Linked DNA regions of Mus musculus: region 2 is linked to region 1. The links are chromatin contacts, found by Hi-C in ENCODE. All regions are on one chromosome and are shown on one strand. The core of a region is the stretch at or near the end of the contact, and the rest is flanking DNA. Distances in the headings are between cores, read along the strand shown. Region 1 holds the start of Gabrb2 (gamma-aminobutyric acid (GABA) A receptor, subunit beta 2). Region 2 overlaps Gabrb2 (gamma-aminobutyric acid (GABA) A receptor, subunit beta 2).

Region 1 (4,398 bases), core at 1,377-3,876:
CTCACACCCCTCTCTCTCTTCTTATCCTTTGTCCAAAGACTGAGTGTTGCTGACAATAAGTTGTGTGTGCTTGGTACACATAATGATTAGTGTTGCAGGAGCAGTAAGAAAGTACACTTGGTATTAATCTTGCCTTTTTGGATAAAGACTGGCCAGTTTTTTATTTGATTTCAGTGGATTAGCAGAAGGGGTTAAAGGAGATGGAAGGTGGTGGGAGGGGCAGAGATGTCAAATGTCATTAAGTACTAGGAATCAATTTCCTAAAGCAACAAGTGGGCATCAACACCCCAGAACTAATTACTTAGTCACTCTGTGAGAGTTTAGTTTGTATGATAGACTTCCTGGTAGGTTTTTGTTTGGTTGTTTTATTTATTCATTTATTTATTTAGTCACATTTAAATGCTCCTTTTACCATGACTAAGCCCCAAACACAGAACTGTAACTCGACAAACTGAGGCTTTCAGGAAGCTGTGAGAGCCATCACTTCTGCAGGGGGCCTTCCAGCATATTGCTGCCTGTACAAGTGAATGTGTGAGATACTTTACTCACTCTGTATTGGATCCAAATTGGGAAAAGTGCAAAAAACCAGCAGTTGTTTTGTAATTACACATGCCATGAATTCCAGAGCAATATACTATTCTCCTGTCCCCACATTATACACATATTCAAACATACTCCACCCCCCCCAGCAACTGCACAGCCCCCACACAGTCCCCATTATAGAGACGTATCTATGAGCATTAATACTCACCATATTGACCTCAGAAACCATATCAATGCTGGCAATATCAATGTTCATTCCTACGGCCACAGGGGGACCTGCAAACCAAGATGGTCAGCCATGTGACTTCTCAGAACTTAGTCATTCATACGAAGAGTTGTCACTGGGAACTCTAAAGAAACCCCCTCTGTAGAGCTAATCCATATATTCATTACTTTCCCATATCTTTGCAGTATGAATGTGGGGATACTCTTCTAGGAATATGCACACATGTGCTGGTCAGACAATGTTGCCAGCTCTGTCTACACATGTTGATGTCTCAGCATGTGAATTCCTACAACTCACAGAGCCCTAGGGATTCGTGTAGATTGCATTGAAACCCCCTCTTTTTTTCCCCACCCACTTCTGTGTGTAGGTTTTAACTCTTTAATTCCATTAAGAGTCTGAGCAAAATTAAATGGCCACACTAGCATATCTGGGGCTCCAGGGAGAGATGCCCCTTTTTCCTCTGCTATCTTTATTCTCAATTCCCCAGAACCCCTTCTCCCCTATGCCATTCGCATATAGGGCTGGGTGGAATCCCGACATGAGCCACTTTAAACCATGGCCAGAACTCTTCTAAAGTAGATGGGCACAGAGAGTTGAAGCCACCTCTCAGCCAACCGCCTGCACACTGTGTCCTCAAAAATACTCACATTATAAGACATCCCCGGCTGGGCACACTGTTAACTAAACTTAAGAGGTTTGTATCTCAAGAAACCTCAGACTGGGAACAAAGATGTATCACGGTGAAGGAGAACGAGAGCGGTTACAAAGTCTGGTCACACTCTAAGGGGGTCTTCTTGAAAGACCTCTCAAGTGCTGGACAGAAACTGGCTTAAGTTTGGATCTGTTTCTCAGCAAGGTAAAATAGGAAAACATTCTATACATCACATGCGCCCACAACTAAGGAGAGGAAAGAGAGTGCACACAAAGCCCAAAAGACAGCTTGGGCTGGAGCTGGGCTGTTTCTTATTTGCAAGGCAATCCCATTACCTCCAAAATCTGGTCTCAGACGAATGTCATAGCCTTTCAACAGTCTGTCCACCGTCTCTTTAACCAGCGACATATTACTAGGGTCATTGACACTAAAGAAAAAAATGACAATAACCAGGAATGAATAAAGAAGACAGCACGGCATCTTCAACAGCCCTGCTCACAGAGAGGTATGCAGACAGAGCCCTGACAAGTGAGAAAGGAAAGGGACACTTACCTCTGAGCACAGACAGCGGCGATTATTAAGGGAAATGACCAAATCCCAAAGTAGCCCCTTTTCCGGACTCTCCACATCCCTTTAGGTTCTGGTGGGATTGAGGGATTCACTGAAGAGAGGAGATCCAACTTAGTCTGCCCAGTGCAGTAATTCTAATGTGGAGCGCATGCGCACGGCGTACCAAAACATCAAAGGGGCAGCGGCGGCTGCCGGGGACCGAGATTTCCTTGTTTAAAAAAATTAAAGGGGAAAAAGGAAAAGAAGCATATATATGTGTAATATGTACATGTTTGAATAATATTAAACTACTACCCCAGAAATGCATCCAGAGTAAAATCTTCGTTGGTTTTTTTTCTTTCTTTCTTTAAGACAAAAGCAACCAGAGCGTCTGGTAAGTTTCTGTTCTAGGAGGTAGTTGCACCTCACGACGTGGTGGGATTTTAGAGAGAGGGAGAGAGAGAGAGAGAGAGAGAGTGTGTGTGTGTGTCCCCTTAAATATTAAAAAGAAAAATAGGAGTAGGGTGTAGGGAGGAAGATTGGTTCCTGAAACCCTTCTCCTCCCGGTCTAAGCCAGTTGAAAGGGGCAAGGAGTTGAACTTTATTTCCTTAAGAATAGCAATCCCCTGCCTGGGACAAGCGGAGGAGGTGGGGGTGGGGTGGGAGCGCTAGGGGTGGGGAGGGGAGCAGTGGGAACCAGAGTCCGAGGAGGAGAAAAAAAACCAATGGGAGGAGTGCTGAGCAAACGTTGGATTTTGAGCGAGGGGGGGTGGGGGTGGGGAGTGGACTGTGAATATGAAAGAATCGGAATGGCTTTGAGAAGAAAGGGGAAGGATACAGGAATCCAAAGATGCTCGTTTTTCCTGGGAGTCAAGGGGCGAGCTTTTTCTTCACTACTCACGAGTGATTTCTTTCTCTTCCTCCTGCTCCCCCTTTGCCCCCTGTTCCCTGGGAAGAAAACCTCGGGGTCCTGGTTTCTGGCGCTGTGACGCTCCTGACCCGCTAGTCCAGCTATTTATAGCAGGAGGGGGAGGGGGCGAGGGGAGCAGTCAGGCAAAGGCTTCTCTGGGTTTGGGTCTGACTCTGCACTAGGAAATTATAAGTGGTCAGGATGAGGTGTGTGTGTGTGACTGAAGAACAAAAGAAGTGGGGGCGTGAGGGACAGAGGGTGACAGGCGTTCCAGCACAGGTGCGGGGCCAAAAGGCATCCAGTGCGAGGGCGGGTTGCGGGGTGGGATGCGCTCCTCTGGCCCCCCACGCCTCGCGGACGCACGCGCACCGCGCGCGCGCGCGCGCGCACACACACACACACACACACACACACACACACACACACACACACAGACACACACGAGACACGTGCATTCACAGTCCTTGCCACCCACCACTCCTTACCTCACCAGCAGGAGCTCGCCGCCCACTACTGTGGCCCAACGGAGCTGCACCACTGCCGCTCTGCTCTGGACAGTTGAAGCTGCACCTCTGCGTCCAAACCCAGTGGTTCACAGAAGACAGGCACAATGAAGGAACCCCGAGACCGTTTGAGCCACCAAATCACCTATCTACACACCACAATTTTCCCTCATCCCTTTCCTAGCCCAAGGGGACCCAAGGCTGCCCCCTTCCCTCCAGCTCCAGGCTCAACACGGACACCAGATCCAGACTCATTTCATAGGAAAAATCATTTCCTCTGCTTGGGGCTCGCTGGAGGAGGGGAGGAGTTGCGGGGGGGGGGGGGGGAAGAGGATGCCGAGAGCACCGGGACTGGGATGCCCTAGAGTCGTGTTCCTCGTTTTATCCTGAAGACAGGGAGGGAGTACAGCAGGTGCATCAACTACCCTGGCACTCTTTGATGAAGAGGTAGAAAGGCAGAACTCAACACTGGGTCCTGGACCCCAGTATCCAACCTAAATCTACTACTGAGCCTTGTCATTTACCGAGAGTCCCTACCATGTGCAGAAAGCCGCGCTTAAAGCAATATTAGCTCAAAGTTGACTCCTTAGTGACCCCATTTTACGGGTTTAGAAACTAGCACATCGATCGGAGGAACATGTCCAAGGTCATTTCTGTGGAGAAGGGTGGAAAGTGAGTTGTGCTTATAAAGCAGTGTTTCTAACCCTTAGACTAGACTACCTCAACTCTTAAAGTTCAGAACCTCACACTCTGCTAGCTCTCTGCTGCCACGCGGGGGACCTCCAAGCGCCCACTGCGCCTGTGGGATGGGAAAGCTCACAGATTACAACAGACTGGTGGTCCAGCAGGTCTCTCTGGTGAGAGCAGAGACCAGATCCCCAGGGATCGCAGCTAGCTTGGTGCTACAAGATTCCAACTGAAGGCTTTTTAGTCTCCACTGTGACCACGTTCAGCTTCCCCTTTTGACCCACATAGTACAAGACACCCCTACCCCCACTTCCATCCCCTTGCGCGC
Region 2 (4,398 bases), core at 1,295-3,794, 190 kb before region 1:
TTTGGAATTATGCATGCATACATATGCTATTCCTGACTCAAGCATGTGGGTTCCTCATAAGCGAGGTTCTGAATAGAGCCTCCAGGAAAAAGGGAGCTGCAGAGGGAGCTATAAACTCTACAGCAGCCACGAATTTCTTACTCAGCTGTGGTCTAATGACTTTTGAGCATTTGGCCAATTACATGGTGAATTACCCTAGTGAACACTTGTCAAATGCACCCTCTACTCTGCCTCCTAAGGTCTCTCTCCTTAGAACTAATGTTAATCTGACACAACCTTGTCAAATATCCCTGTGCTAGTTCTAACACCCAATTTCCCCTAGCTTGGGCGTTTGAAGATGATGGCAGACAGTGCATGTTGCTAAACTTTAAAACACAGAGCAAAGAAATGAACGAAAAAAATATAAATTTAGAATATATGGCAGAACACTGTGCTCAAGTGATGTCCTGATATTTCCCCAAAGGAGAAATTCCTGTCTGTATTCTTGGTCAAATTTTGAAATCTTTCAAATCAAAAGAACCCAGGTTCAAATGACATGTTAGTCTCTTATGTTATGAATTATCAAATGAGTTTCTTGGATCAAAACTGTATTTTCTGGGACTAAAGGGTTTGTAGAGCAAGTGTACAAGCTTATGTTTTTGTGGTCATGTGAATTTTGGGGGGAGTTTGCTAAAATTTACCTTGTCAGGCAATCAGAAATTCTGACCTAATAAGCTAGAAGTAGAGCTAAGAGTTACTTATTAGCATACTGGTGATTAAAATGTTGTTTCCTAAAGATGACCCTCTATGTAGTTGTGTTTTGGGGCACTGGATAACAGAAAATGATTCAAGTAGAAGTCAGTTTGACTGACTTCTGAGTTTGCACACTCTTGGTGAGTATTAGCTTTTAAGAGATATCAATATTTGAGACTCTGATAATTTGAGCATTTCTACAGAGTGGTCCAAGCTGAGGGTAGAATGGTTTCTATTCAGTCAGAATGCTGTCCTGTGTAGTCACTTCTGTCAGAGGCATTTTTTTTTTACTTTGATAAAGAGTTTAAGATGCCATGCAGATAAAATTATTATGCACTTTTAACTCATAGACTAGAAGACAGTGCTATGAAGGGGGTAATCTAATTGTTGTGTGACCTTGGGCTGGTCACTTCTGTTTATGGATTAGTCTTTATGCTAATAATGACAAGATCCTTCAGCTGTCTCCCTAGAGTGAAATGCTGTTCTTACATGCTTGGTACATTCAGCCAAGTTGGACAAAGGAGCAACTTAATTTTTCATTTTCTTTTTAGAATTAAAATTTACATTTTGCTCTGTAATATTTTTCATGAGCATATATCTGAATGCTGCATCTCCTTCCTGTGAAATTGAATGGCACACATTATCTGTGTACTCAATGAACTCATGTAGAGTACATTCTGAGTTCCAGTGCTATTAGAATCATCTTACAGGAGCCATCGGGAAAGCTCAGTAGACCCAATGAGAGCACTGAGTTCAAAAGCAAATCTTTAACACCATAAAACATTCTCAACTTTGTTCTCCTGTTCTTCCACAAAGTCACAGTGACCACTTGCAAACACCAACTGCTCTTCCAAGAACTTTCTACCCAGTATAATTCTCAAGATCACAGTCTCACAGTAGAGCTATAAGGCTTTCAGTGCCAGTGGGGTTTTGAAGCACTCCCAGCTTCCACTCCATGCACACACTGCAAAATTCAAGTCTTGGGGCTTGAGCTTATGGGCTGTCTCCAATCCAAGATGAAGCTATATTCATCAATCTAGAACTCTCTGTGCCTTTAAGCCATCAAAATAGAGAATGCCATTCTCTAGGAGCAATCATTTGGTAAATATTTAGTGAACAATCATCACATTCATGATGCTTTCTCCAAATCTGTATTCTTTGTGAGAGATTCCATGCTAGCCTGAGAAAGGCTATTAGGAGATGAACAAAGTGTAGCTGAGAGCTTGTTATTGGGGAATAAAACTCATGTGTTTGGTTTCAGTAGGCTGGTTTCTCAAATAATCCCTGAGATTTAATAGAAGTTTATCTGAGTAGAGAACTGTGAAAAATAGAGACTATGAAGGTGCGAGGTGTAGGGGCAATAGAAGGAAGCTAGATAATGAGTAATATTTGTAGATAGAAGGATGGATCTCGAATACTCTACACCACAGGATCTGAACAATTTATGATCACCTTGTATACTGTAGGAAGAACAAAAAGAGAAGGACCAAAAGGCTTCTATAATTAAATTATAAAAAATACTAAAATATTAATTAACTAAACAGGAATTATTTTAACCTAGGCAGAACCCATTGTATACATAAATTGTATTCTTCATAAGTATAGACAAGAACAATAATCCTATTTCTGGCTTAAGGAAATGTAAAATACTCCATGAACTAAGGTTTGCATGTGGGGACTTGATATTACAGTGTGCTCTTCAGGATGCAGCTGAGAAGGGCTGGCTTCACCCTCTCTGACTCAGATTTTCAGCCCCAACTCCTCTTTAAGCAGTCACCACAGGTCTCCTTTCACTCAGGGGAGGAGGCCTGCTGGAGTTTGTCCAACTTCCAGAAATATTTGCAGTCAGAGCTGGTAGAAGTGTTGTGAGGAAAACAGACAGCTTGTTTATCGTCAAGGGAGATTTCAAAAATCATGTCAGGGCCCAGTTTTGTTAGGTCTCCCTAGATACTCTTTGCCAAAATTAAATAAGTATCAAGCTATCTGGCATACTCTTTGCAGCAGAGGCTGTAACAATCCTGAATTTCCTTAGGAACACGAAAAGGAACTTGCTGGAAATATTGTATTTTTGTTTTGAAATACTTTAATATTATTAGGAAGGTGGTTAATAAAAATTTGATGCCAGCTCTTGATTCCTAGAACTGCTCATGGAAAAAACACTTTCTTTCCTCTCTTTTATTTAATAAATATTTTCTAATCCAGAGTTTTCTCAGGAAAAATTCCCTTTTGATGATAGAAACTTTACCTCATTTTCTAGAATCTGAAATTCTATAAATATAAAATAAATACTGCAAAAAATATTCACCCATTGATAAATGCATGTATAAGTAAGAATGAGAAAGCAATTATTCCTATTATGTGTGTACCATTATAACTCCAATAGCTTGACAGGGCTGATATTTGTTTATAAATTGCAGATGATCTCCAAATCTTTACTTCATTTGGAGATCTAATTAATCTCCAGTTTAAGTTATTTTTCATTTATAGCCAAGAATAAATGCTAAAGCTTTATGAACAGTCTTTGCTATTCAATGCTTATTCTCTGCCATTGATTTTCATTATTGAAGTGGATCTATAGTTTGCTGCATAGAGTTTTAATAGGGGATTGCCATCACTTATTTGTAGTGCACATCTAAATCACTTGAAGGGTTCCTTCCTGCTATGTCCAACAAGAATTCTAGTATCGCTAAAGGTAACTACATTTCAATGTTTGAAAGGATTTATTGCGAAAAGTTTATGGGCTAGGCTATTTTTTTTAGTCAGGGTTACCTTTTAATATCTTCCTCACTAGTTTCAGCTAACACAAATATAGCATTCTTTGCACACTTATTTGTAGTTTCTAGAAAGATCACTTTGCTTTCAGATTTGTGTGTGTGTGTGTGTGTGTGAGTTTGTACATGTGTATGTGTGTGGGTGCATGCTTGTCTGAGGTGATTTGAGGACAAGTTGTGGAAATCATTTCTCCTTGGATCACACGGATCTTGGCATTAAACTGAACTAATCAGCCTTAGCTACAGTACCTGAATCCACTAAGCCCTGTTTCTCTCTTTATTCTAAACTTGCTCCCTTTTCTCATCTTTCCCCCCTCTATTATAATATTTATAGAATATCTTTTTATTAAAGTGAATCTCGAGATGTAACTTTTCTCAGTCAGAACTGTTTTTTTTTTTTTTTTTTTTTTTTTTTTTTTTTTTTTTTTTTTTGTCCAGGGTTTCTATGCTGTTTCCTTGTATGCATTCCTCATCTTGATCCAAATGTTGCTATTGGGCTTTCTTGTTGGCCTATCTACATCTTGGGTAGATTTCTCTGAACTCTGCTTACATTAACTCTGACTTTGTTTGAACAACTTTGCTGTACATAGCTTCATTTTATAAGTATTATTTTTATTGTTTGTTTTACTTTTCAATTTCTGGTTTATTCTTTAGGACATTTGAGACAGAGAGAAGATAAAGTAAATTTAGAATCATTTAATACATCCATCTCTCTAATACTTAATTGGGCATAGAAAAACATGTTGTTGTTTATTTGTTTGTTTCTCATTTTGGAGATGAAATGCACATATGATACACTCTTATATGGTGCCAGTATCTGAGCAAACTACATACAGACCAGTATAGACAGTGACATGTAAATAGATATTGTTTAACTCTAGACAAAAAAAAAATA

What was found. A loop is a pair of places that touch in the nucleus more often than their neighbours do.
Region 2: a map of left cerebral cortex shows a loop between it and region 1 (3-fold over the local background). The contact joins the enhancer-like site here to the promoter of Gabrb2 in region 1. A Hi-C loop is called at or near these places in 1 of 37 maps with a recorded cell type or tissue (left cerebral cortex).

The regions. Positions count from the first base shown.
Region 1 is chr11:42,419,002-42,423,399 of GRCm38, reverse strand. It overlaps Gabrb2 (gamma-aminobutyric acid (GABA) A receptor, subunit beta 2), which reads right to left and starts at 2,626. Exons shown (of 9, transcript NM_001362647.2): 1 at 1,974-2,626; 2 at 1,757-1,848; 3 at 752-819. The coding sequence starts at 2,050. Gm34591 (a long non-coding RNA gene) reads left to right here and starts at 2,185. Exons shown (of 3, transcript XR_388590.4): 1 at 2,185-2,364.
Region 2 is chr11:42,604,595-42,608,992 of GRCm38, reverse strand. All of the region lies in intron 8 of Gabrb2 (gamma-aminobutyric acid (GABA) A receptor, subunit beta 2), which reads right to left. Among named protein-coding and RNA genes, the nearest start is that of Gm34591, 190 kb to the right of the region's middle. Within about 2 kb of position 2,544, at least 1 of the 3 ENCODE cell types and tissues checked has a DNase peak (open chromatin) inside an H3K27ac peak, as active enhancers do; it is left cerebral cortex, where a contact is called at or near this core.